Linked DNA regions of Mus musculus: region 2 is linked to region 1. A link is a loop called in an ENCODE intact Hi-C map of the cell type or tissue named here. Cell type or tissue: heart. All regions are shown on one strand. Links, peaks and the distances in the headings refer to the core of each region. The heading gives the core; the rest is flanking DNA. Region 1 overlaps 4933433G19Rik (RIKEN cDNA 4933433G19 gene). Region 2 overlaps Rslcan18 (regulator of sex-limitation candidate 18).

Region 1 (9,513 bases), core at 609-8,608:
CAACTCATGATCTTCCTGCCTCCCAAATTCTGGCATTACAGGAGTATGCCAAGGTCCATAGCCCACGTGCTTTGCTCTTAATGAACCTGCACTGATGGCAGTGATCCTTGCTTTTCCCTGTAAAGATGGTTCAAGACATCTCCTTTTAGAGAGGGCTCTAGGTTTTCCTGCCAAGATTATTGGTCTAGTCTTCAACGTCTACCCCTGATGATGTGTCCCGTCCTTGTGTCTTTAGGTTTAATCTCCACAGCACTTCTGAAATGCAGTTCATGACAGTTACTCCTCAGGAACTCTGGGTGGTATTTAAAATGAGGTTAGGCCATCTTGGGTTTCAGTTTTGTTCTACCTTTCTCATGTTAAAGAGAACATATGAAAAGAGTGTAAGTTGACAGATTCATGGTCAAGGCTGATGCCAACTGTTCCTTCCTGAGACTCTCTGCTGTTCATGGAGGGTAGATCCTCCAAGATGACAACTTGCCTAGTAGTGATGAAAGGAACAGGCCATGATGAGGGAGGTTCTAATATAGTTTCACGGGATGATGATAACAGGACAATATGACTGGAAGCAGAAATGAAAAGAGAAAATTACCGGAGTGAACAGAGGCCAGAGCTTATCTTAGGAGACCTGATAGAGTATGAAGCAGGTTGGATATATAGCCTAGTTGGGGAGCCAGAGGGTGGGGGTGGGGCTGGTTCTACCCTCAGTGCAGAAAAAAAAGCAAAGGTCTGTGCAATCATAGGGTTTATAGCAGGAAGGACCATTAAGCTGAGCTCTTTCCCCAGAGAGTGGAAACTCATTCTCATTTTCCCTTCTTGTTTTTCATCTTTTGAAAGCCTTACCTTTAGCACTTCCCCCCACCCCCCGTCCTTAGCATTTTCTTGTATTTATTTAGTGGATTTGTGTGTGTATGTTTGTGTGTGTGTTTACTCATGCCATACATGGCATGGAATATGTTGGGAGGGGGGAGTCAGATAACAACTGTGGGAATTGGTTCGGTCCTTCTACCATGTTTATCTTGAGGACTTAACTCAGATAGTTTGGGCTCAGTGGTGAGTGCCCTTACCTGCTGAGTCAACTTGCTGGACCTTCTTTGCACTTTCTAAACACTTCAGGTCACCTCATGTACTGCCACCCACAATGCTTTAATTGGAAGGTATGTCCGCAACTCTTTTGATGGTCACTGCTCATTGTCAATCTGACCAGATTTAGAATCATCATGGAAATACACCTCTAGATATGTCTATGAGATCGTTTCTAGAAAGGCTTAACTGAAGAAGGAAGCCTCGCCTTAAATGAGGGTAGGACCATTAAACAAGCAGGGTCCCAGACTGAATAAAAAGGAGAAAGTAAACTGAGTACCAGCATTAATTTCTCTCTGCTTCTCGAGGGCACAATATGACTAGTCAATAGGTTTTCTTGTCATGGTGTACTGTATCCTCAAATACTGAGTCAAAATTATCCCCTCCCTTACATTGCTTACCAGGATTTTGGTCACAGCAAGAATAAAGTACCTGAGTACACTTATCTGTATATTCTTCTGTCTTTCTGCACATTACCTTCAAAGTTTGGAACCCCTGATGACAGAAGCCCTACGGGAACAGATCTGGGCCCTGGAGATGAGAACTGTGCAGGATGAGGAAGAGGGAAAGGCATCTGACTGAACAGACAGTGACTCCCAATGCACAAGGAACAGACGGTCATCCTTACAACGGTAGGTGAACACCACACACAAGGTAGGAACCCAAATAGTAGGAGTGGGCGAGAACCCTGTCTCTGGCATAGCCAGCTCTGGCCAAGTGTTTTAATGATTCTAAGCCTCCAAATCTTGCAAATGTTGGAGTTCGCTCAGAGACCTACCATGAGTCCCCTCCTCTCCCAGACTTTTCCATTGGCTCCTTTTTCTTTTGTTCCTGTGAAGTGTTTTCTGCAGGGCTTTGCACTACCCAAGCTAATTCCTCCTCTTCTTTCACCCTTTTAGAACCAGAAGCTGCACAACAGGCTGAACATTTGGGAGTGACTTTCCTTGGGTGAGTGAAAATGTGTGATTCTGTTTCATCTCCTCAGCGGTCTTTTAATACACCCTAATCCTCTGGTTCCTATCAGCACAAGGAACTGGGAGTAATGGCCTCTCCCTGAGGCTAGATGAGTGATTTGTCTTTGCTTTATTACCCAAGAAATTAGTGCAGATTAGTCAGATAGTACAGACACTCATACGTGGATGTTGCACACGAGAGTGGCTTTCTCTGGGAAACATGTTTAAAAACCAACCCAAACCAACCAACCAACCAAACAAACAAACAAAAACAAAAGCCAACAAACCAAACAAAAAAACCCAAACTTTTTCTCCCCCCACAGGAAAACATTTAACTCAGTGGCTCATTATTGCTTGTCTGGTAAACTTATGCAAGAAACACGTTTGTGTTTAAAAGCAAAAAATAGTTCCTTAAACTAAACTGGTCCCAGCAAGAGAGTTACAAAGATGGATGATAATTAGTTCAGTTTGAGTACAACCACCAGTGGAGATGCCTTTTCTTGTGAGTTATGTTCTCATTAAAGCAATGAGCAGCCTTGCAAGATGAAGAGCATCTTCCTTAGACATAGAGCAGATGCCTGGCATCTCAGATCTTGCAGCTCAGCTAAGTTCAGTAACACTACCATGATCCCCATTTGAAAACCAGAGTGGTTATTGGTCCCATTAGGAGGGAAGAGACATCTACAGGAGCAGAGATTCCTGTATAAACTGTCAGGTCTGATGACTTGGGTCCTGCCAGCTTAATGGGAAGGAACAATAAAATTGGGAACTGGGAGACTGCAGCAACAGAATATTTCAGTTTTGCTTTGGGGACCTGGAAAATTATCTGCAAGCCACACCCCTTGCCAACAAGAAGCACAGAAGAGAGAAGCTGATGGATCTGCAGGCCAACTGGGAGGAAAGGAACTGAAGGTCCTTTTTCTTTTGGAAGCAGCCATTCATTATAGGACTTTCTTGGATTTGGGTAAGTCCTGTCAATGATGGGTAGTTACTTAGATCCCAAGGAAGGTCCTCAAGGAGGAAGAGGGTGGTTGGATGACAGAGTTGGCTCCGTGAGCCTCAAGAGCCCAGTCCCGTCTAGGCAGAAGAGCAGACCATGTGTAGATGGCTCCTGCTGTGCCAACAAGGATGGGAGCACCTCAGAGTAGAACTATGTTGATGAGACTAGACAGTTTGCCGGGCCTGAGGAACAGCAAATCCCATCCAATATCCATTTCTTCAGAAAATTTGGGTAGGCTTGAAGGCTCAGAGGGCAGCAGAATCAATGGTATCTTGGAATCTGCACAATTTATGGGGGAAAATACAAGATGTAGCTTGATTGATCTCTAAGCAGATGAAGTGAATTATTATGGTTGGTAGAGGAAAGTTTTCTGTGAAATTAATGAAACCAATGCTTTAAGTCCCTTCCTTTGGTATGGGGCTTTTCCAAGGCTTTCAGGGATAGCCTAACAAATCAGGCTTCATGGCATTACTTTTTGTGAAACATTATGCCTAAGAGTTTTTTAAATTATTTTTTTCATAGACAAGATCTCAAGCTTATAAATCCCAAGTAGGTGCCCCACAAAGCCTGGCTTTTGGGGTGTTATGAATCAGTGGGTAAGGGAGAAACTCAGAGCCTGTTTTGTGATCTGGTAAAAATATTCAAACAAGTATGGGGGAAGAGAGGATGGATACTCCAGGTCCTGAAGATTGACCAGGAGTCTTCAGTTATTTTCAAAGAGATACTTTGTGGTATTTTTGTTTCATTTGGTTGCTGTTGTTAAAATAGGCTCTCATTATATAGACATGGCTGGTTTAGAACTTGCCTCAGTCTCTTGGGTGCTGGAATTAAAGGCATTTGCCACTACAGCCAGCTTAAGGTATTTTCTAATTAACACTTAGTAAAAGAAGGGCTATCAAGTTCCATGGTTGATTGAACTCTAGGAGGAAAACGAAGGGAGCAAAATGGCCCTGCAGGATGTAGGATGCTGGGTTCCAGGACACATTAAATGTGGTAGCTTACAAAGTGAAACCAAGACACTTTATGAATCAAATGTTGCTTAAAGAAATGACAGTCAAAAATACTAATGAGTGAATGGGCATTTGTGAGGGTATTCTGTAGGTGAATTTGTTTGTGATTTTTTTTAATTAGGTATTTTCCTCATTTACATTTCCAATGCTATACCAAAAGTCCCCCATACCCTCCCACCCACTCCCCTACCCACCCACTCCCACTTTTTGGCCCTGGCGTTCCCCTGTACTGGGGCATATAAAGTTTGCAAGTCCAATGGGCCTCTCTCTCCAGTAATGACCGACTAGGCCATCTTTTGATACATATGCAGCTAGAGTCAAGAGCTCCAGGGTACTGGTTAGTTCATAATGTTGTTCCACCTATAGGGTTGCAGATCCCTTTAGCTCCTTGGGTACTTTCTCTAGCTCCTCCATTGGGGGCCCTGTGATCCATCCAATAGCTGACTGTGAGCATCCACTACTGTGTTTTCTAGGCCCCAGCATTTGTTTGTGATTTTAAGCAACATATTCACACCACACTGCTCTACTGTCAGTATAGTCACTCCAAGAAAAACAGAAGCATGTTGACTTTGATACTTTGACAGACAGGCTGTTACAACAGTAGCCTGGGAAAGTTTGAGCTCTTTATGTGTTTGCAGCTTTCACCCACTGCTCTGAACTGGAATGAGGCTAGGTCAAATGGGAAAATGTTCAACACCAGTAAAGCAACTCCAGCCCAGCCTCTGTGGTCTGAGGATCCTAGAAGCAGGAATCTATGTAGCAACCAGTGACTTCCTCCCTCCTTGGCAGGTCAAGGGCCACTGCTGTCTAGCTTGTGAAATAAGCCAGAGCAGACTCACAACGATCCAGGACAACTTTGAGGCTGTTTTTCCTGCTTGCAGTAGCAGTGTGATCCCTGAACAGAATTTCCACCAAGAGAGGTAAAAAGAAAACTCAAAACTACTCCAGCCAAAACTCCTGCGAAGTGAAATTTGGGAGGTGGCTAAGTATAAATACTGGGTATTGGGATGGACTGACACAGGCTAATCCTAGAAAGATTAGAATGTTACTGCCACCTACTGTCCCATCTTCATCAGTGTTGAATGATCACTTCAAAGTATTTAGTAAGTCATGAAGAAGTATTTTCCATTAAAAAAAAAAAAACCCACTATCTCAGAAGGACATTTCACTGTTATCTGTTCTTCCTAGAAATATGGGGCCTTAGAAATTAAAGCCACATGCAGTCCTTATTAAAAATATAATAAAATAACCCACCCCAGCCATCCCATTACTGGTGACTATAGAAATTTGTTATGTATAATTTACATTCTTTCCAGTACTTTCTGTTTTTTCAGAAGAGAAGGGCAAAGCTCTATGACTTCTCCAGATTGTAAATCACATTACTGCAGGCAGAGGGAGCGAAGTGGACAGGATTCCCAGAGAGAGGTAGAATCTTGTTTCTAGGGATGAAATCTTAGCCTGTTCAGGCCACGTACACAAATGGTTAGACAGACCCCAATTTCGAGTACTAGACTTGTAGCCAACATATGGAAAGTGGCAGTTTGGTCACCTTAAATGAGGCCCTGATACCTGAGTCTCTTTGAAGAAGAGGCGTACACAATCTGACTGTCCACCAGTCATCTGCGGCTGGAGGCACAGAGGCTCTGTCAGGTGGTGGAGAACAGGACAGGAACATAAGCATTGTGTCCAGACTCGAAAAAGAGCCTTGGGTTGACCTAACAGCTTCTTCTTGGCCTAGTACTCAGGAACAAGGGTCCAACTGTCCCATGCCTCTTATCCAAGAAAAAGGCCATCAAACTACAGGGCTCACAGAACATACATTCATGTGAGCATCTGGGACAACCTTTCCTCTGGAATTAGGATATTACTCTGGCAACTGGTGCATAAGTGAAGTCCTGTGTTTTGGAGGCTGCTGGAAATATACGGGCTCTGAGAACTACATGCAGTTGTTTCAGAGGTTCCAAGTGCTGTTGTCTTGAAAACTTGTTCTCTATGGTGCTATATAAAACTTGTCCTCCTGCAGCTGATCTGGGTATTTCCACTCCAAGAGAAGGTACGAGATCCTAATAAGCAGGCAAGCCAGAGACTTTACTCGTTCCTGGTTGTACCTGCCTAGAACAAACCTTATCAGCCTGTGATATACAGAGCAATGAGACCAGCATCCCTTGGTTATGACAGTGAGCCGAGTCAGAGGTCATACTTCTAGAAAGGGAGCATTCTGTCATCCTGCCTACAATTTGACCCTATAATGAAGGGTATTAGGTGTACTTTACATATACCAATACAATCTTTTGGTTCTTTTATATGAGATTTGGAGAAGTCACTTTCTTTTAATGATAGGCAAATCTCATTTGTTGTGGTTTGTGGAACCACAGAGAGTCCTCTTTTCAGCACGTAGAAAGGGGAGAGGGCTCTCTACCCTGGAACGTGAATGCCTGACTACTATGGCCATTGGAGCCCACAATATACAGACCCTCACAGTTTCAATGTCATCAGAACATTCCAGTACCAAAGAAAATGCAGTAAGTAACATATAGTTATACTACAAAATGTAAGCATACGTCCAGATACCTGAAAAGGCCCTCAAGCTGGTTGACTCAGCTGGGCAAGCAAAGTCTTCTAGCAAATTATATTTTCTCCATAATGTTCCTGTCATTAGTAGGCGCTGGTGGACGAGATGTGCTAATACCCTCTTTTGTGCATTAAACAGCAGTCAGTCATGCAGGGGGCCTGGAAGTCTTTCCTAGGACTGTGGGTAGGAAGCTAGCCTGACATGCACTTCTCTAGTGAGTCAGGGACACTGTATATAAAGGCCAGTTTTCAGCATGAATAATGAGGTCCAGATTATAGAGAAATATAAACTAAGCTGAGCCATATGAAGCCTCAATGGGACCTAGACTATTGCAACCTTTGAACAGTGTGGGACTGTGGCAAAATATATCACCTTAGAGGTCAGGAAGCTTCAAGTTTCTATAGGCCTGGAATCATAGCACTCAGTAGGCTGAAAAAGGAAGACATCTGTGATCTCAGGGCCAGCCTGGGATACATAGAAAACCCTTGTGTTTTTGTTTTGTTGTTGTTTGTCATTTTCTTCTCTTTTCTTTTAAATCCGTCCAACACATTCAAAGAAAGTAATAGCAGGGTAGACAAAGTCCCAGATGAAAATTTTAAAGTGGACCAAAGAACAGTTTTAGGAGACATCAGAGAGAAGGAAGATCTTTTACAATTTAGCAGGCCTTCAAGCTAAACAATTCAAGTCTAGCTATTTGTCCCTTCTTTTGTAGACATTAGTCATTATTCCTTTAAATTATTTGGGAAGAGAAAGGAGGCCACCAGGGTAAGAGGAAAAGCAAAAGGGAATGATGGGAAGTATAATCTAAGTACAATGCATACATGAATGGAAAGGAAACATATTATTTCGTACAATCAATATATGCTAACAAAATTACTTTAAGTCCACAGAAGATAGTAAAATTGAAAAGCTACTATGTTTATTTATTGCATCAAATTTCAAAAGTCTGACTAAAAAAAAATATTATAACCTTTACCTGTGACTGTCTTATCATCAGGTTTAGAATAAAAGGTGATAAAGGGAGATATGAAAATCTAGTAATTCTGGATGAGCAGTAATACTGTGACCCATCAGTATCAGCCACTCCAATATCTACTGCAAAGAACAAAATCTTAAATATAATCATAGCAACATGCATCCTTGTAAAAAAAAAAAAAAAAAAAAAAGAAAAAAGCGATGGTCTACTAGGTGCTGGGATGCAGGAGCCAGAGGTCTTTTTCCATACAGAAATAAAAAATACATAGGTACAAGTGTCCACTTGTTGGATTTCTAGATATTTAAGTGACACTCACCTAATAAACATATGGTGATCCCAGGAGTCCCATGACAGTCACCGAGTACAACGAATGGGTTCCAAGCACCCAGTGTTTAGAGGGTATACTGCAGTCTATCCCCAAAGGCCCAGTTTCTTATTTCCCATCCAGTGGTAAACCTTTTTTTCCTCTGCCCAGGCTCCCTTCTGTTCACTCTGTGAAGGCTGGGAAATTCACCATTTACCTCCAAACATTCTAGACTAAATTTCAAAAGGTAAGCCTTATTGAACAAAGCAGGTATTATTTCTTAGGATGCTCTAAAGCAAGTGGTTTCTAAGTAGGAACCAAGAAAGCTGGAACTGATAGAACTAATTTTATTTTCCTGGGTGAGACCTTGATTTCCAAGTTCACTTAGGAGGCAGTTGCAGCAAAGGCTGGCATTTACGAGATGCTGAGTATCACTAAAACCTCAGTGGGGTAGTGAACATCTAAGCATGGCTGGGAGGGCAAGTGGGCAAAGCCTCTTGGTGAAAGGTGAAAGGGACATGAGGGAAAGGAGAGAGGCCTGTAAGGACCAAGGATAACAAAAGGGAGAGGATTTGACAAGAAAGACACTCAAAATCTCCTCCTGCTTTACACCATGAACTGTGGTATCTTTAAAGCCAGCAATCTTTCAAGAGGGTCATGAGATGACTTATAGTCACCACTCACTAACAGATACCTCTGGAACATACGCTCTACTTTCAATCAACCTAGGGTCAATTTCCAGACGTCGGCAGAAACTTAGACTAGGACCAGTGGTATGGTGTGGGGGAAAACGGCACAGTTATGCACAGTGTTGGTTTCCTCATTGCCGTAGCTAAAACACTTTCTCAAAGTGAAAATGAAAGTTTGAATTCAATGCACATGGAAAGTATCTAAGGACTTTCCTAGCTGTTTCCTACAAAGCCATAGAGAAATAATGCTTTGTATGCTTTGATTCTTGCACACTCCACAGGCACTTTCTGTCTAATTATAGAAGTTGGGCATGTGCCTCTTCAGAGGGGTTGGCCTACCCGCTAGATGAGTCCCACAGTGCCAGTCCCTGAACTGTCCTGGAAAACAAACTTGGAAACCCTCATACAACCTATATGAGCAATACAAAATTTTAGGCTTATCAAAATTGCACAGAAATAAAACACTCTTCTATCTGCAAAGCAAAGCAATGTTTAAAAGTTATAAATATATTCATAAAAGCCTGTTTTGGCCGGGCGTGGTGGCGCATGCCTTTAATCCCAGCACTCGGGAGGCAGAGGCAGGTGGATTTCTGAGTTCAAGGCAAGCCTGGTCTACAAAGTGAGTTCCAGGACAGCCAGGGCTATACAGAGAAACCCTGTCTTGAAAACCCCCCCAAAAAAGCCTGTTTTGTTTGATGGAATGTGAGGAGAGAGCCAAATCTCAGTAGCAGAGCCCGTGTCTAGTACACAAGAGGCCCCAAGTTCAATTCCAGAACTGCAAAATGAGGGATGAGGAATGATAGGTACCTCTTTGTTCCCCTTTAAACAGGCTCATGGAACACTATGGCAAAGTTTAGAGCTGTGGCCTGCCATAGCCTCTTGGGGTGGACCAGTGGACATGTGTGGCTGGCTGAGAAAGCAAGTCTGTG
Region 2 (9,513 bases), core at 462-8,461, 110 kb before region 1:
AACTATTTTTTAAAGAATATTTTCTAAACCCAGAGTCTCATGTAGCCTAGGCTCACCATGAATGGCTATGAAGCAGAGGATGATTTTGAACTCTGGGATTGCTGACTCATCCCCATAAAATGCAGAGATAACAGAGATGAGTCACAAACTAGGTCCTAAGTTCAATCATAGGGCTGTTTAATTCAAAATATACGCGAACATTTGGTGCTAATGCTATGTGAGCAGGCTGCTGTATGCACATTGTAAGGAAGCTGTTGCTATACAAGGCTGTGTTCTTTTCCTACTTCATATAATGTTATTGTTTTTTCTATAGGTTAGCAACGCTAACTAGATAGTGTCTATTATTTTAGATATGGTTGGAAACTCACTGAAAATCCCAGTAGATAGGACAGGGTGGTCTGAAGGCCATGCTTCCTGAGAGTGGACTTCAATGTCCTATGCCACTATCTGGCTCACAAACACGTGGTTTGACTGTTGTGGCAAAATGTATGGTGAGAATCCTGAATGAGCCACGGCATTCCAAATTTACAGGATTATTCTGTGACTATAACTATGTTAGTCTGGGGAGTCAGATCTGAGGTTGTGTACAGTAGGCACCATTTCCATGTAGCTGTCAGAAAAAGTGTCAACTTACTAATCAGGACCGACATCCCTTAAACTAATCACATTCACAAAACTGTCTTCATAAAATAGGATGTTTAGAAACTTCTGTCAGCTCAAACTAAGAGTCTTGGGCAGGTTATAAATACAGAAGACAAAAACCTCACATGCCCCAGATATCCTGAGAAATCTGACACCAGCCATATGTGAGAGTGAGTCAGCTAGTACCATCATGATTCCCCAGTAAAGCTTGAACAACCTCAGACACTAGCAGTCAGCAGACCCACCATACCCTCACAATCCTGTTTTTTCCAACCCTCTCCATTCCTTAGATACTGAGCTAGCCCTCCAGTCCTAGAAGCATAAGTAGACTCGGGCTGCAGGATTGTCCAAAGAGACTGGACACAGCACATGGCTTTGGCATGAGTCCCTCTTCCAGGTCAAACGTGCACCAGGGGCAGTGGTCCAGCCTAGGTCAGCACAGCACCTTCCTCTGTTTCCCAAACAAGCCCGAGTCAGCTCTCTACGCACCAGACTCAACACGGTGCACAGTCCCTCAAATCTGCAGAACGGCGCTGTTCCCTGCACCAACCACCATGTCAGAGTTCCAAGACCAGTTTTGAGCAGGACACTCGCCTAACTTTGGAGAGAAGCGAAGTTTGAAGGCAGAACGTGAAAGTTAAATATCCTCAACCCCCTCTGGTGATGTCTTAGTGCTCGGGACTTCATTTTCCAGGAGTCAGTGCGAAAGACTTCCAGGAACGCAGAGAAGAGGATTTCCACAGAGCTTGTGCTCCTGCTCAACTGTGAGCAGGTACACTTTGAGGGATATGGGCTTCAATTTAGTACATGTGCAACCACATGCCATTCAGGCTCTTTTAAAGTCCTGTGGACACAGCACCCGAATTTAGCCTGTGAGTGGAGCCTTTCTCAGTAATGTTTATCAGGTTTCCTAGTTATTTCTGCTAAGACGCCGTGATTTTAAAGCTCATATCAATTTATAGAATCTTGCAACCGAAGGGAAAATTCAGATTGATCCTCTTTACTTAAAAATAAGAAAGCAGGAAGCTATTGTACGACTGAGTACTATGTTTTTAAGATGCTTATTGAAGCCATCATTGGTTACTCTATCAGTACAGCATGTCAGGCTCTTTCTTAGGACAAGAATCAGAAAGCAAGGCTCACTAGCACGGACAATTTCTCGACACATTATATCTGATACAAAGTAGAAAACAGACAGGGGAGCTTAGGGTAAAACAGGTGGCTATAATGAAGGTGCATGTGGTGTTAAACACAGTAATACAAATGAACTTAACTAATCCTTGTTCTCCTGTTCTGAAACACTTTGTGAGCCATACATGAAGAAGGTGCCACAGCTAGAGAAAGGGTTCAGTCGAACACTGGAATCCATTCAGTGAAGGGTGGGTCAGGGGCACAGATGTTTAAAATCATTGAACAACGTGATAAGTGCAAGTCTCTGAGGTTTACTCCAAGAAATTTCAGAATCCATGTGTTGATCTTTCCATGTGTAAATTCCTTGACGACACTTCTCATCCATTAGTCTGTGTGGGAAATTTAATATTTGTGTTCACTCTAGGACACCATCCCATCTACCACAGCCCCCTCATCATGGCCTCTCACAAACTTGACCCGGGTATTTTCTAAACACATGCATACCTCCTCTTCAGCTTTCCTAAGATCAGGGGCAGAGCGCCTGGGATCACAGTGGTGTGTGTACTGATTCTTTTTGTTTGTTTGTTTGTTTGCTTGTTGGTTTGTTTTCTTTTAAAGACTTAAAGATTTATTTATTTATTTATTTATTTATTTATTTATTTATTTATTTATTTATTTATTATATGTAAGTACACTGTAGCTGTTTTCAGGCACACCAGAAGAGGGCATCTGATCTCATTACAGATGGTTGTGAGCTATCAAGTGGTTGCTGGGGTTTGACCTCATGACCGTCAGAAGAGCAGTCAGTGCTCTTAACCGCTGAGCCATTTCTCCAGCCCCCTGTATTGCATTTATAATCTTTCTACCCTTGTCTCTTGCTCCAGCCCTGCACACTCTGGTCCCGCTCACTGTAACCCCTTCCTTCAACCCCCAGCCCAGTAACTTATACCCTGCCTCTCTCTATTCTCCCCAGTAATTGTTCATAGCGATTTTTATTTAACTAATCATTTCAAACTGGGGGGTAAGGTTTGTACAACAAAGGCTGGTGTATGTGAGAATTTTCTCTTCTTGGGACAACCAGATGTTGGGGTATATAACTTAACATATGAATACAAACATCGCCAGACCAAACTCCAACATGTGTGTATGTTTGTGTCTGTTACCTGGAAACCTAATTGAAAGGGTACTGACTCATCTGAGAGTTGCTATTCCTTGATGCTAATTCAAGAGGAGGAGGAGCTACCATGTTGCAGGTACAAACTATATGTGCAGGATCTAAGAGGGAGTCCCATTAGGTAAAATAATAGTAACCCAGACATAGTTATGAAAAAGTCTACCAGAAGTTAAGTTCTCAGGCTGAATGTGTTTGTTTAGACCCTGCTGACAAATTTATCTATTACCTCTAATAAGATAGGTTGTATAATATCTTGTTCATTTAATTTCCCCTCATTGAAACATTCTCATTAGGTGTGATGTTTGGCAAGTTCACTTCAAAGTGTAAGTTTGAAGGCTAAAGTAGTTATGAGAATTTAGTCTTCTTGCCGAGAATCTGGGTTTGGTTTCCAACAAGCACATCATGGCTCTCAAGTACATGTAGCAGTAGTTCCAGAGGATCAGGTCCCTTAATCTAACATGCTCAGGCTAATGTACAAAAAAAGTACATGCATACATTCTACATACGTGTGTACACCGACATATACACATAAAATTGAAAGAAAATTATATAATTAAAATTTCCATTGGGCATGGTGATGCTCGCCTTTAATTCCAGCACTCAGGAGGTAGTGGGTGGTGGATCTCTGAGTTGGAGGCCATTCTGGTCTACTGATTTAGGTCTAGGACTGACAGGACTACACAGAGAAAACTTGTTTGGACTAAACCAAGAAAAGAACATTAAATAATAGGTTTTTACTTTAGAAAAGAAAGTGATATTTGAAGGTAATATTATTCCCTCACTTTAAAAATGTTCATACAAAATACATGAATAAATACCTGCTAAAAGTCATATTAAAAATATGTTCCTGAAAAATCCAGTAAAATCAACTGTTTGTGCAATTTTCAAGAGTCCCTATGGCCACCACATACTGAGCTAGTACCACTACCCCAGATACATTGTAGGAACCTTCATTAACACATCTCTCATCAGGAAACACATAGACATACTGGGAATGTAGTTTTGTACCTCTTCTGAAGACATACTTCGGATTGTTAACCTTGCAGGATTCTCTTGTCATTATTGCCTCCTTCTTTACCGCAGTGTAGTATTCATTTCCCGAGTACATTATAACGTAAATGTATTATATACCTGTCACCTGCTATGACTCAACTCATGATCAATCATTTCAAGGAAGTAGTAACAACAAAAACGCCATAGAGAGAAAATGTGAGTGGCTTATGGTGAGAGAAAATGAAATATGAACTTCCCAGTATGTCTGCTCAGAAATAGTTTCCTTGAGAATCAGTGTCTGTTGCAAGTACTAACATGTATAGAGTTTGTATATGATTTGACCTCAGCAGTGACAGATACAGGAGTGACAATCCTTATGAAAAGACAGGAGGGTACACACATCCATGCTGCAAAGTGGGTTTGTAGCTCATTTTGTGTTCCCGGGAACATATTTCTGAGACCACGGTATTCAGGGAATAATTTCTCTGTGTCCCTGCCACCACAAGACTGATTTTGGTTCTCCTGTGTGGGCTGTTTTCAGTGTCGCACACTAAAACCAAGGCCTCCTGACTTTATGGAACTTGTCACATCACCCAGCTTCCTCCAATTCCTTTTTGTTCTTTTCATTTCAATACAGGAGCAGCTGCCACCAGGTGGCTGCCGCCGAACCTGTCTTCAAAGCACATTCGAAAGACGTAGCGGTGACTTCCCATGTTAGTTTTTTGTAATTATCTCCAAGTAAAAATTGAGTCAAATGAACGTTTTCCTACAGTTAGCAGAGCTGAGTGAAACCACAGTAAAGTGACCAGAAATAACCAGTACACTTAATAAACATTAGCGTAAGGTTTCACATTCCAACATCACAGTTGTGAGCAGAAGACTTTAAAAGCAGCCTGATTTCCTTCCACTGTCTCCCTCTAGCGGCAGAACCTGTGTGTTTCCATCCTTTCACATAGGATTCAGCGACTCTTGGATCTCCATTACACAGACTTATGGGAAATGTAGTCTCCCTCGATGTGACGTAACAAGCAAGGGAAGCCAGAGCGCCTTTTGAGTTCTTTCTGCGCATGTTCCGCCCTTCATAGCGAGTCCTTTTCCACTTTGGACTCAAACAAGTTTCTAACTACCCTGCTGGAGTTGGATCTCTGAGGTGAAGGCTGGTTCAGGGTGCAGAGCAGCCCGCCAGGCCCGAGGGATTGTGCAGTGTGGACGGGTAGGTCCATCTTTAAAGGAGTTGTCACGGGGCATCTATGAAATAGGGAAAAGCTCACTTTGGAGGGGCTGTTCTAACCAAGGCTGGGCTGCTGAGTCAGGATTTAAGTCAGCGCTGCGGAGAGGACGGCGGCGATGGTGCTGGGAGCAGCCATCAGTCTACTGCTGCTTCAGACATGCTTCCCACATGGTGGAAAGAAAGGCAAGGCTGGGAGCTCTCTTTCCAGCTTGGCTGTGGAAGCATCCTGGTACTAGCTGACTCACTCTCTTCTGGCTGTAGCCAGGTTTCCCCGCTCGTCTAGAGAAAGTGGAGTTTCTGGTCACGACCGCACTGTATAGCAACGAAGTACTCGTGTTTATAAAGTTTGTAAAACATCTAGTGTTCTTGTTTATAAGGTTTATAAACTCTTACATTCTAGAAGAACGAGGAGAGGAAAAGGAATGGACAGGGACGATGAACCTACACTCGAGAAGGGCAAGGTTTGTCAGGACTTCTCTCACAAAATGTCTCTGAGGCACACAGACAGGAGGTGCGAGAGTTCTTGTGACTTCCACTCTATTCTGTTGTTCTAGGCTTGTGTCCAGAACCAGGTTCCACTGAAGGAGGGGGCAGTGAGATTCCATATTCCGATCAGGGGACTAGGTGATACGACGAAGCAATTCTTAGGAAATCACATTTTGCTCCCTGGCCAGAAAGGCGTTGCATTTCTTCCACCTAGAAAGTAAACTTTGTCACGCTTAAGCTTAAGTGTCCTGGAGTGTTTCCATGAATTTAGTCAAAACCCACCTAGTGAGACCATAGCGACAGACCTTCTGCCCTCCACCCACAGGCAGTCAGTCCACAGTGGCCTGAGAAGAGCAGACTCCTATCAGCATCAGTTGGTGAGCTGTGCTGTGGTGGTTCTGTGTGGGACAGCATTAGGTGATGATCCTTGCAGCTTCCATTGGGGACCTGCTCTAGTTCTCTCAGGGAAGTGTCTCTATCTTCACGATGCTCTTGCTGGTCTATGAGCTGAGCAGTTTTCCTGCTGACAGGTGGCCATCTCCTGGGTAAAGAACATGGAAGGGTGTGCTTCTCATCTCTCACGTGTGGAAAAGTCTAGGTTTTTTGTTTTTGTTTTTTGTTTTCCTTAAGACAATTCTGAGTTTTCTATTAAACAACTTCCTTGATACTTCTTGTGACTTGGGATTCATTAGCCTTCTCCATTGATGTTTCCCTCTGTGCTCTCTCTCCCTCTCTCTCTCTCTCTCTCTCTCTCTCTCTCTCTCTCTCTCATCTATATATGTGTGTGTGTGTGTGTGTGTGTGTGTGTGTGTGTGTTAATGAGTATTTTGCCTTCAGGTATATCTGTGAATCACTTGTATGTCTGGTGCCTATTAAAGACAGGCAAGGGGCGGGTCCCCTGGAACTGGAGTTGCAAATGCCTGTGAGCCCACAGATGGGTCCTCTGGAAGAACAGCCAGTGTGTTTAACCACTGAGCCATCTCCTCAGCCTCTCATCTGCTCTTCTGATGGGAGGTGTTTTTCAGGATACTAATTGTTTATATAGGCTTCTCACCGCTCTTCACTTGCGAGGATCTAGAACAAGTCCTTGTTCTGTGGCCTCCTCTCTTTTCCAAGTCTGTTAGGGATGAACTGCTTGGTAAGCTTACAGTCCTAGGCTTTGCTTGTGTATTTATGCTGTTCTTTTTCATCTGTCCATTGTAATGTGTCATCCCTCAGCTTCCCCAAGTGCTGTTTCTGCAGAGAGAACCTAGAGAGGCTCCTCCTATGTCAGGAGCCCCTGTTATCTTCACCCCATGTGAATTAATTTAGGGTTATCTAGGCCGGTATTTGTTGAAGTACAGGTTTTAATTTGTATGGTTCGCTTTTTCAAATAATGTAAGATTAAAGACCATATTTTCTAAAATCTTTGTTTTCCACATTTCTCTCTGTCTCGTTTTTATGAGGGAAGACTTTACATACTACATGTTAACCTTGAACTCCCAATATAGACAAGGCTTACCTCGAACACTTGGTACTATGTCTGCCTCATCCAAGACCTACATTGAAAGATGTGTGCCACAACCCTGAACTCTCTTTTCTCTCTACTCTGTGTTGTGTCACATGAATCTAATGACATTCCCTTCGGTACAGTTTACTGTGTTGATTGGCTGGCTGACCGACTGTGTGTCTGTGGATACACGTGGAACCACTTGCCATGCTGTTCCTGAGCAGGCCAGAAGAGCGGTTAGAGATTTGCTTCTTTCTTTCCACCATGTCGGACACGGATCATCAGTCTGGGCACAGAGTGACTGCCCTGGAGTACAGGTACTGGAGCTTGTGAAGTATTGTAGGATCATGTCTACTGGGCCTTGATCCACCGCTCAGTACTCTTTCCCTTGGCTGACTGAGGAAGGCAAATCAGAACTCATTGCATTGGTCATACCTGAAACGCCATAGGAGTTGGAAGCCTGTACCGCTCTTCACATCCAGAGGAAAACACCTGAATATCAGAGGCTGTCCTCCAAGTCGTACCTTGCTGCTTTACATGTAGACAGGGAGTGGACACACATGGCATCGTCTCTGCCTCCTGCCTGCTGGGAGTTGAACGAACCCAGACCTCACATATCTGAGTAAAAACTTCTCCCCTGAGCTGTGTTCCAAGCCCTTGCTGTTCTTTGAAGGACACGCCCTCAGTTTGTCATCTTCCTCTGTGCAGCACCTGAGCCGCAGTTTGTGGGTTCCTCACTAAAGTTTGTTCTGGCACATTCTGTCTTGGTCAATACTCACCATGCATTTCCATTGGGAACATTTGGATCTTTCTGAGGAATTTATTCCATTGGGTAGTGGCTCAGTCAGCCTTTAGTGTGTGAGCTAGGAATAGAACACTGGAATAAAATCCATTCAGTCTCACCTGATGGGAAGAATGTTTTGGGATGTACTGGGAGTGTGGAATGAGATTCAAACCAACTAAGTGTGGTTTGGCTTCATACATGGAACCTGCACTATTCATGGAATTCATATTTTATGGAAAACTTATTATAGTTGACAAGTGAATAAAAACAAATGAAAGAAAAAAGTTAAAGTAGAAATGAATAGCTGTCACATTAATTTTTCTCATGCATGTCACAGTGGTGTCCATAGAAAGAACCAAAGTACCATCTTCAGTCAAATGCGTGTTGTGTATAGTTACACATTTTTCCTGTTGTCAGAGTCACATATACATCATGGTTTTTCCTAATGCAAAGTCCCCATTTTAACTCTTGCTGCAACTGATTTAAATATAATTTTACCATGTTTCTATGTCTGACTTCATAATAATTTTCTTATTTCAGTTATAAAAGCAGATCTCAGCACTATTTTGATGCAAATATGTTAATGTTCTCTATACTCTTCCCCCCCCCACTCCCCAAGTAGAAGGTCATCTAAAATAAGATGAAGTCCAACTTGTAAAAATTCACTTGATTTTTTTTTTTTTACAATGTTATAAAAGAAAAATAAGAAGTGGTATACATTTTTGCATAAATGCTATTCAGGTACATACAAGGGTAGAGTTCTGCTTGCTTCCCCACTCAGTTACTGCTTTCTTCTTTTGTTTTTTGTTTTGTTTTGTTTGTTTTATTTTGTCTTGTTTTTGAGAGAAGGCTTCTCTATGAAGCCCCTGTCCTGGAACTCACTCTGTAGACCAGGATGGCCTAGAACTCACAGAGATCCACCTGCCTCTGCCTCCAAAGTGCTGGGATCAAAAGCGTGCTCCACTACTGTCTGCCTTTTTTTTTTTTTTTTTTTCTTTCTTTGGCATTTTTTTTTCTTCCCCAGAGCTGAGGACCAAACCCAGGGCCTTGTGCTTGCTACGCAAGCGCTCTACCACTGAGCTAAATCCCCAACCTCCCTTTTGGCATTCTTTGTCACACTTTGTGTCTGAGTGACTGTACCTTCCTTTCTTCTCTTCTTACAGTCTTGGCTCTGCTTATTCCTCTCTGTAGTCTAAAGCACTGCTGCCAGGGTTCTTTTCTGGACTGGTTTGATCAACATGAATTAGCCTGTTTGTATCCTGGAAAGTTCTTTCTCCTTCAACTGCATCAGATAATTTTTGCTGAGTATAGTAGTTTAAGTTGGAATCTCTAGTCTTTTAGAACTTAGGAATGAATTGTCTGAGGATCTTATGGATTTCAAAAAATTTCTGGAACTTAATGAACTTAAAGTCCTCTGATGGAAACTCATAGCTTTAAAAGTATATGTTTAAAAAAAGACACAAGGAACACAAATACTCAAGAATTACAAAGAAGGAGGAGAAGGAGGAGAAGAAGAAGCAGCAGCAAAAATTCAGTAGACAAAAATAAAAATGAGAGCATAAAAGGACAAAATAGAAACCACA

Evidence for each region. Peaks named below come from ENCODE experiments on the same cell type or tissue, not always from the same donor. Only the 100,000 strongest peaks of a DNase experiment are listed, where the experiment ranks them.
Region 2: it touches region 1 in a loop (10-fold over the local background); 7 of 42 quality-filtered maps call a loop at or near these places.

The regions. Positions count from the first base shown.
Region 1 is chr13:66,998,589-67,008,101 of GRCm38, reverse strand. It overlaps 4933433G19Rik (RIKEN cDNA 4933433G19 gene), which reads left to right. Exons shown (of 9, transcript NR_045851.1): 4 at 1,566-1,712; 5 at 1,980-2,028; 6 at 4,833-4,963; 7 at 8,067-8,142; 8 at 9,414-9,513. Among named protein-coding and RNA genes, the nearest start is that of 4933433G19Rik, 29 kb to the left of the region's middle. In heart, for the core only: a CTCF peak has its summit at 5,106 (motif pointing left); no DNase peak of the experiment used is centred there.
Region 2 is chr13:67,104,089-67,113,601 of GRCm38, reverse strand. Rslcan18 (regulator of sex-limitation candidate 18) reads left to right here. Exons shown (of 7, transcript NM_001256052.1): 2 at 1,337-1,414; 3 at 5,549-5,632; 4 at 5,983-6,034. Among named protein-coding and RNA genes, the nearest start is that of Rslcan18, 5.2 kb to the left of the region's middle. In heart, for the core only: CTCF peaks have their summits at 4,623 (motif pointing right) and 4,824 (motif pointing left); DNase peaks (open chromatin) are centred at 1,331 and 4,941; H3K4me3 peaks cover 1,858 bases; H3K27ac peaks cover 1,481 bases.